2 separate regions of the Homo sapiens genome follow, and region 2 is linked to region 1. The links are chromatin contacts, found by Hi-C or POLR2A ChIA-PET in ENCODE. All regions are on one chromosome and are shown on one strand. The core of a region is the stretch at or near the end of the contact, and the rest is flanking DNA. Distances in the headings are between cores, read along the strand shown. Region 1 overlaps RORA (RAR related orphan receptor A). Region 2 overlaps RORA (RAR related orphan receptor A).

Region 1 (2,947 bases), core at 15-2,514:
TTCCTCCCTAGGGACCAACAGAAAATTGCAAACTCCTGAGTGGAAACCTTCACGAGGGCTCCGCAAATTGGTGCTCTCTTCTCCTGGTTTCATCCCGCAGGAAGAGACAGTCTCCCTATATGAATGTTCACACCATGAGAAACCTTTCTCACCCTCTCTCCGTGGAATTTCTCTCCCCAATTTTTGAGATATCCTCGACTCAAGGCCAAAGCAGTGGTTTGAAAGGTGTTTGGAAACCAATGTGAACCATCGTGCTTTCCCCTCCCCCACTCTGGGGGTGGGATTTTCAGGCCAACTTTTCTGAAGCTACTTGTGAGTTAACCTGAAGTTGGAATGCCCTCCTGAGGTCGAGGCATAAAAGCCAGCAGCGTAAATAGAAACTGAAGCTGAAATAACCATAAATGTTCTCGAACAACTTCAATAGAGAAAGCCTTGTTTGATCCTCTCTAAGCTTCCTGAAACCAAGCTGAATATTTGTTTGTTTTGTGGTAGCTCCACTTTTTTTTTTTTCCTCAGGCCTTTTAATGCATGGCTGTTGGTTTCTGTTTAAAAGGAAAATGCTTTTTCTCAGTAACGATGTTCACATTCTGAAGTTGGTGATACCCACTTCTAAAGGCCATTTTATTGTAAAGATAAAGTTCTGCTAAGTCTTAGGATGAAAAGATAAAGGATGTGGTCAGTTACCATGACTCGTGCTTACCTCCCAAAGTGTGTCATTTGGTGCACATACCTCAAAACGTGTGAACAGAAAGTTTCTAGGTTTATTTTTATACATGGAGATTTGATTCCACGGCAGAGGGAGGGTGTCAAGGTAAATGACTGTGCAAAAATGACAGAACTGCATTTTGAGCTTTCCGTTGCCAGAGATACAAAGGCCAAGTTAAGGTGAGTTTGCTATTCGATTGCTTTTTGAGGGGTCTATTGGTAATTACCACTGCTGTTTAATATTGCAATATTCATGGGACCTCAATGTTTACACAGCTCCATGGATGCTCAATCCAAATTAAACACGCCCAAGAACAACACAGGGAGAAAACACCTGGGGGCAAAGTGAGGGGCTGCAGTCACAAGTGATCAGATCTTTTGCAGAAGATAGCAGTAGAGGGGCCCTTCCTTTTGGCCTCCTTTCTGGCAAATGTGTTTCAACACCGTTAAACTACATATGATATTGGACTGATTAGCAACTCCTAACACAGAATGTTCTGACGTTAGAAGAGCTAGGAAGTGGCGTGTCAGGGCTGACATGCATGGCAGAGTTTTCAGATACACATACAGTGTTTTTTTCTACACCCTGCCTCCAAAATGTCAGTGTCCCTAGGTTTCTGTTTGTTGCAGAGCCCCTCAATATGTGTGTGGGAGGCAGCACTTGAAGCCAAAACAGTAATGGCCAGATCTTCTGTCTGCAGCCATGAACACAAGGAGAAAGTGCCAGGTGTCAGGAGCAAGAATCTTATATGCCGGGGATTTTTTTTTTTTTTCCTGGAAGCAACTGGAAACCAACTTAGTGACACTTAAGTCCTTCACCTGCTACATGACTTCAGCCAGTGTATGTGAGTCAGAGTGGTACCAAGAAGGGCCCTCATCTGAACAGCCACAAAAGTGACGGGCTATGGCTTGGAATGGGAATATTATACTGTGTTCAGAGTCACGGCAACTTGAACTTGGCAGCCTTATCGGCTTCTGAGATTATGAGTGCCCCACAGCCAAGAGCACCTGTGAGGAGAGTTGACTGTGGAGTGGGATATAGATTGAGAAACCTCTTTCATAGCTGACAATCCATGTAAACTCCTTTAATATGTGGATGGTTAAGTAGCAGTTTAAGTGTTGGAATTACCTGGCCCTGCTTTACCATCTTCTATATATTCAGTATAAGACACACTGGGAATTACTGAAAGCTTCCCTCTCCCCCCTCAAAAAGAGTGGATGGTGCTTAGAATTAAGAGGATGTTTCCAGGGTGTCTTTCGTTTCCATCATCAAAGCAGATAAAATTAACTCTATTAGAAACTGAGACCCCCTCCGTGAGGTATATTAGTCATAAGTTCTCTTTGCAAAAAGGCTAGTCTTCAGAGGATTGTTAAGATCAGATTTCATGACAGACATGTTTCAACATATTTGTACTTCTCTGAACATGCTACATTTGCTCTCATGTGTTGTGATTAGCTGGTTTCAGTGTTTAATCCATGGCATGTGGCATTTTTCTGTAGTAGTGTTTCTGTGGAAAACTTTATCCTAGGCTTGTGGAAGACCAGTTATAACGCTTTGGATAAAGTATGTCCAGCATTTCTAAAAGCTGCAGTTTCCTAAGAAAATGATCTACGGGCACCTAAGGTTAAAATCTTCAGAATTATTTTTTGTATTTTCTGAAAGTGATTTTTAAATGAAGTTGAGAAATGGTACTAACAATGCATCCAATATTGATATAATTAGAATATGCATCATACTCTACTAAAGCCAACCTTCTTTAATATGTTCATATATAAACATAAAGAGGTATGTGGTTTATTGTATATCCAATTTTTCATTTATCTGCACCTTCTTCAGGATCATATTTGGAAGGCACCTACGTGCTCACTTGCAAACAGAATGAGACACCGTCATGCTTTCTAAAGCGTGTTCTCTCCTGCCCTCCTCCTCCTCCCTCAGTCTGCCTTATATTAAGTTAGCCAATCGAAGTCAGCATTACAGCCTCCCCTTTGGCCTGTGTTCTCCATCCTCCTTATATAAGCCTTGGTGTCCCCACACCTCTTCACAGCCACCTGGTCCGGCAGCCTGTAATAGCTGTCTCACTCTTCCTCCTCCTCACCTGATGCCTGCGGCTGACCCAACTGCCTCTGGGGTGTGATCCCACAGATTCTGAAAACAGCTGCAGCAGGCTGAGGGTGGCTTCCTGGTCACGTTCATCCAGATACAGAGAAGGCTCTATATCAATAATGGGCATCCTCTGAT
Region 2 (2,700 bases), core at 20-2,519, 65 kb after region 1:
AATAAGATAGAGGATATGTCAGAAACTCTGCATGAGGTAGCGACAAGCATTCATTTGCATATTTTTTAGGATAAATAGATAATACAAGTGGATTGTGGATTTGGATTTTGGTGTTATAACAAGTGTGAAACAATGGTAAAACAATCTGATTTCTGTGTCGGAATCTGAGGAATGAATATAGATCTTCCTATTTGCTTAAATGTTATTTGTTCCTGGTGCTACACAGAGGTATAAGAATGCACGTTTATATGAATTTTGCATTGCTGAAGAAGTCAAAGCTGATCTGAGCTAGAATAACCAGGGTAATAATAATGACAAATAATCACCAGGCTTGTAAAGGATAATAGTGCTTACGTGTTCCTATTAGAAAGATGAAATTGCAGCGTTTCATGAAAAAGAAGAAAAAAAATAAAAAGCAAGGAAAAACTGCTGTTTAAACCTTTCTATCATAGAAATAAGGCAGTGGTTCAGAAGTGAAGACTTGTGGTTAAGTTTCAGATCAGTTATTGAAGCCAACCGTTTTACAAACTGCGCCACCCAGAAGTGTGATTTTTTTTCACCACATGAGAAGTATTCTCTTTTTCACAGAATGTTATTTTCATTTTTCGGTTGTTGGAAAGGTTTTTTTTCTCCTTCTTTTTATTTGTTCATCTCACTTCAAATCTTCTGTAGAACAGTGGGTGAAAATAAGTAAATAAATTTGTTTCAGCAAATACTTAAGTGCCTATTGTGTGCTAGGTAATTCAGGTACCACCTTTGTGCTTTTATAATAGGAGCTGAGACACCTTCCTCCCAATCAAGTGTCTTAAGCCATGAATCAGCATTTAAAAAATGCACTGAGAAGTTGGCAGCCACACTTAGTCAGAGAAGGCTGCTTTATGGCTGTTGGACTTACACATTTGCATTTGCTATAAGCTACATGCCATTTAAAACAAAGGAGATTTCTGTGACATGCCAAACAATGCAATGAAATGTTAATGTAACTGGATAAAGTCAAACCCTATACTTATGGATGAACATGATTTGCTTCCACATAAGCCATAAGTTAGCTCTAAAATCCTGCCTGAAACAGTGGTTCTGAAACTGTAGAGTAGAACCCATACTCCAGAGAGTCTTAAGAAGGCGGATCCCTGGGTCTCACACAGAGTTTGATTCTGTCAGTCTGGGGTGAGGCCCACGAAGGCATGTATTTACACAGCATCTCAGATGTTTCTGATGCAACTGGTCCTTAGGCCTCACTTTGTGAAGCTCTCTGTTCTAGCCTGTCAGAGCCAGGTGGACCGCAGAGTCCTCCAGTCCTCTAGTGGTTCCCAAATGTCATTGATCTTCACAGTCATCTGGGAAGCATTTAAAAAATAAATGCCTTTCTCCAGCAACACCTGCACAGATCCTGCTTCCAAAAGCCTAGGAGGGGAGGCCAAGGAATCTTCTTTTGTAAAAGATCCTCTTGTGAGGATAAGACAGGTTTGGGAACCACTGCTCGGGGCTAACCCTTTCCTCTTACTCACGAGGAAAGGGAATCTCAGAAAGGTAAATTATATTAAGGTAACCATTCACTTCTCTTTAGTTCACTCCCTTCAGCATGGAAGAGGTGCCAGATGTGAGCAATTTCTGGCATTGTTATTAACACACTTGAAATATTTTTCTGTTAACTTTGGCCTTGCTATCAACCAGCATGCAGAAGCAAGTGGGCAGACTGTTCCCTCAAATCTCTTACCCCAAGTGGCCCAAACAGGAGAGAACCCTGAGGCTGTTTTGGTGCTGGAGGCTGCTGTGAGACTTTTCAAATACTGTACTCCTTTTCGTCATAAAGCCTTGTCCAGAAGCCCCAGCCTCTGCATGTGACATAGACACAATGTATTTTAGCCTTCACTGTGTGCCTGGGCTGGGTCTTGCCAATACTGTGACCACTTAGCAGGAGCAGGCTAAGAGTCTTACTGCAGAAGTCAAGGCCAACTCAGTGGAAACAGTGATGTCTTTTCAAGGTTGCTTTATTCAGCGACAAAGTAAAGGTTTCAGTGCCCTGGAAGCTGATCAGTGCTTCCTGTTTAGCACATGGCCTTTCTCAGGCACTGAGCATCTGGTGTGTATCTGCCAGTGTCCAGGCTCTGGAGGTGACATCCAAACAGGGGAGACCAAATGCTGCCTTCGTGCAGCTTAGATTCTAGTCTGGTGGGATAGATGAAAGTAGACTTCCTCTGGCTGGTGTGGAGAAGGACTACCTGCCTGCTTCCACACTGCGACACCAGCCCCCTTTTTCTTTTGAAAATGCTGGTGTAGTATCTATCTCATTATTGTGGCAGATGTGATGCTGGCGGCCGAGGGGACAGCAGTGATCATGTCAGTCTCTGGTCTCTGTGAGTGTACATTCTGGTGGGAGAGGTAGGTAATACTTAAGTAAACATATCAATGAACTAGATAAATGCAGATAATAACAACAGCTAGGCCAATGTAAAAACAGTATAATGGTTTAGAAATGCTTATGGCCTCATGGGTCAACATCAGGGAACTGAATCAAAAAATTTTCCCAACTGATGGTGAACATTTTGCAATAGACCTCACAGGTCATCTGCTCCCAACCTGGTCTGCGTATTAATCTATCTAAAGAGTTTTTAAAAGATATATAAGCCCAGGCTGTGCTCTTACAGATTTCTGATTTTACTGGTCCCAAGGTGTAGAGCTCAAGTATTGCTACATTTT

Evidence for each region. A loop is a pair of places that touch in the nucleus more often than their neighbours do. ChIA-PET counts read pairs that join two places held with the same protein, here RNA polymerase II (POLR2A). Pooled maps may share reads with other maps.
Region 2: a loop to region 1 is called in a map of GM12878, with 2.1 times the contacts of the local background. The contact joins two enhancer-like sites. A Hi-C loop is called at or near these places in 13 of 168 maps with a recorded cell type or tissue (CD4-positive, alpha-beta T cell, CD4-positive, alpha-beta memory T cell, CD8-positive, alpha-beta T cell and 8 more), 30 of 37 single-sample maps with no recorded cell type and 20 of 50 pooled maps. POLR2A ChIA-PET finds 5 or more read pairs at or near these places in 15 of 52 experiments (CD4-positive, alpha-beta T cell, CD4-positive, alpha-beta memory T cell, CD8-positive, alpha-beta memory T cell and 11 more).

Annotation. Positions count from the first base shown.
Region 1 is chr15:60,647,773-60,650,719 of GRCh38, reverse strand. The region is part of intron 2 of RORA (RAR related orphan receptor A); the gene reads left to right. LOC105370846 (a long non-coding RNA gene) reads right to left here. Exons shown (of 5, transcript XR_007064663.1): 5 at 1-2,947. Among named protein-coding and RNA genes, the nearest start is that of RORA-AS2, 32 kb to the left of the region's middle. RefSeq lists an enhancer at 78-579. Within about 2 kb of position 1,264, at least 4 of the 41 ENCODE cell types and tissues checked have a DNase peak (open chromatin) inside an H3K27ac peak, as active enhancers do; they include CD8-positive, alpha-beta T cell, GM12878 and natural killer cell, where a contact is called at or near this core.
Region 2 is chr15:60,582,665-60,585,364 of GRCh38, reverse strand. All of the region lies in intron 2 of RORA (RAR related orphan receptor A), which reads left to right. The region is part of intron 3 of RORA-AS1 (RORA antisense RNA 1); the gene reads right to left. Among named protein-coding and RNA genes, the nearest start is that of RORA-AS2, 98 kb to the left of the region's middle. RefSeq lists an enhancer at 277-326. Within about 2 kb of position 1,269, at least 5 of the 41 ENCODE cell types and tissues checked have a DNase peak (open chromatin) inside an H3K27ac peak, as active enhancers do; they include CD8-positive, alpha-beta T cell, GM12878 and natural killer cell, where a contact is called at or near this core.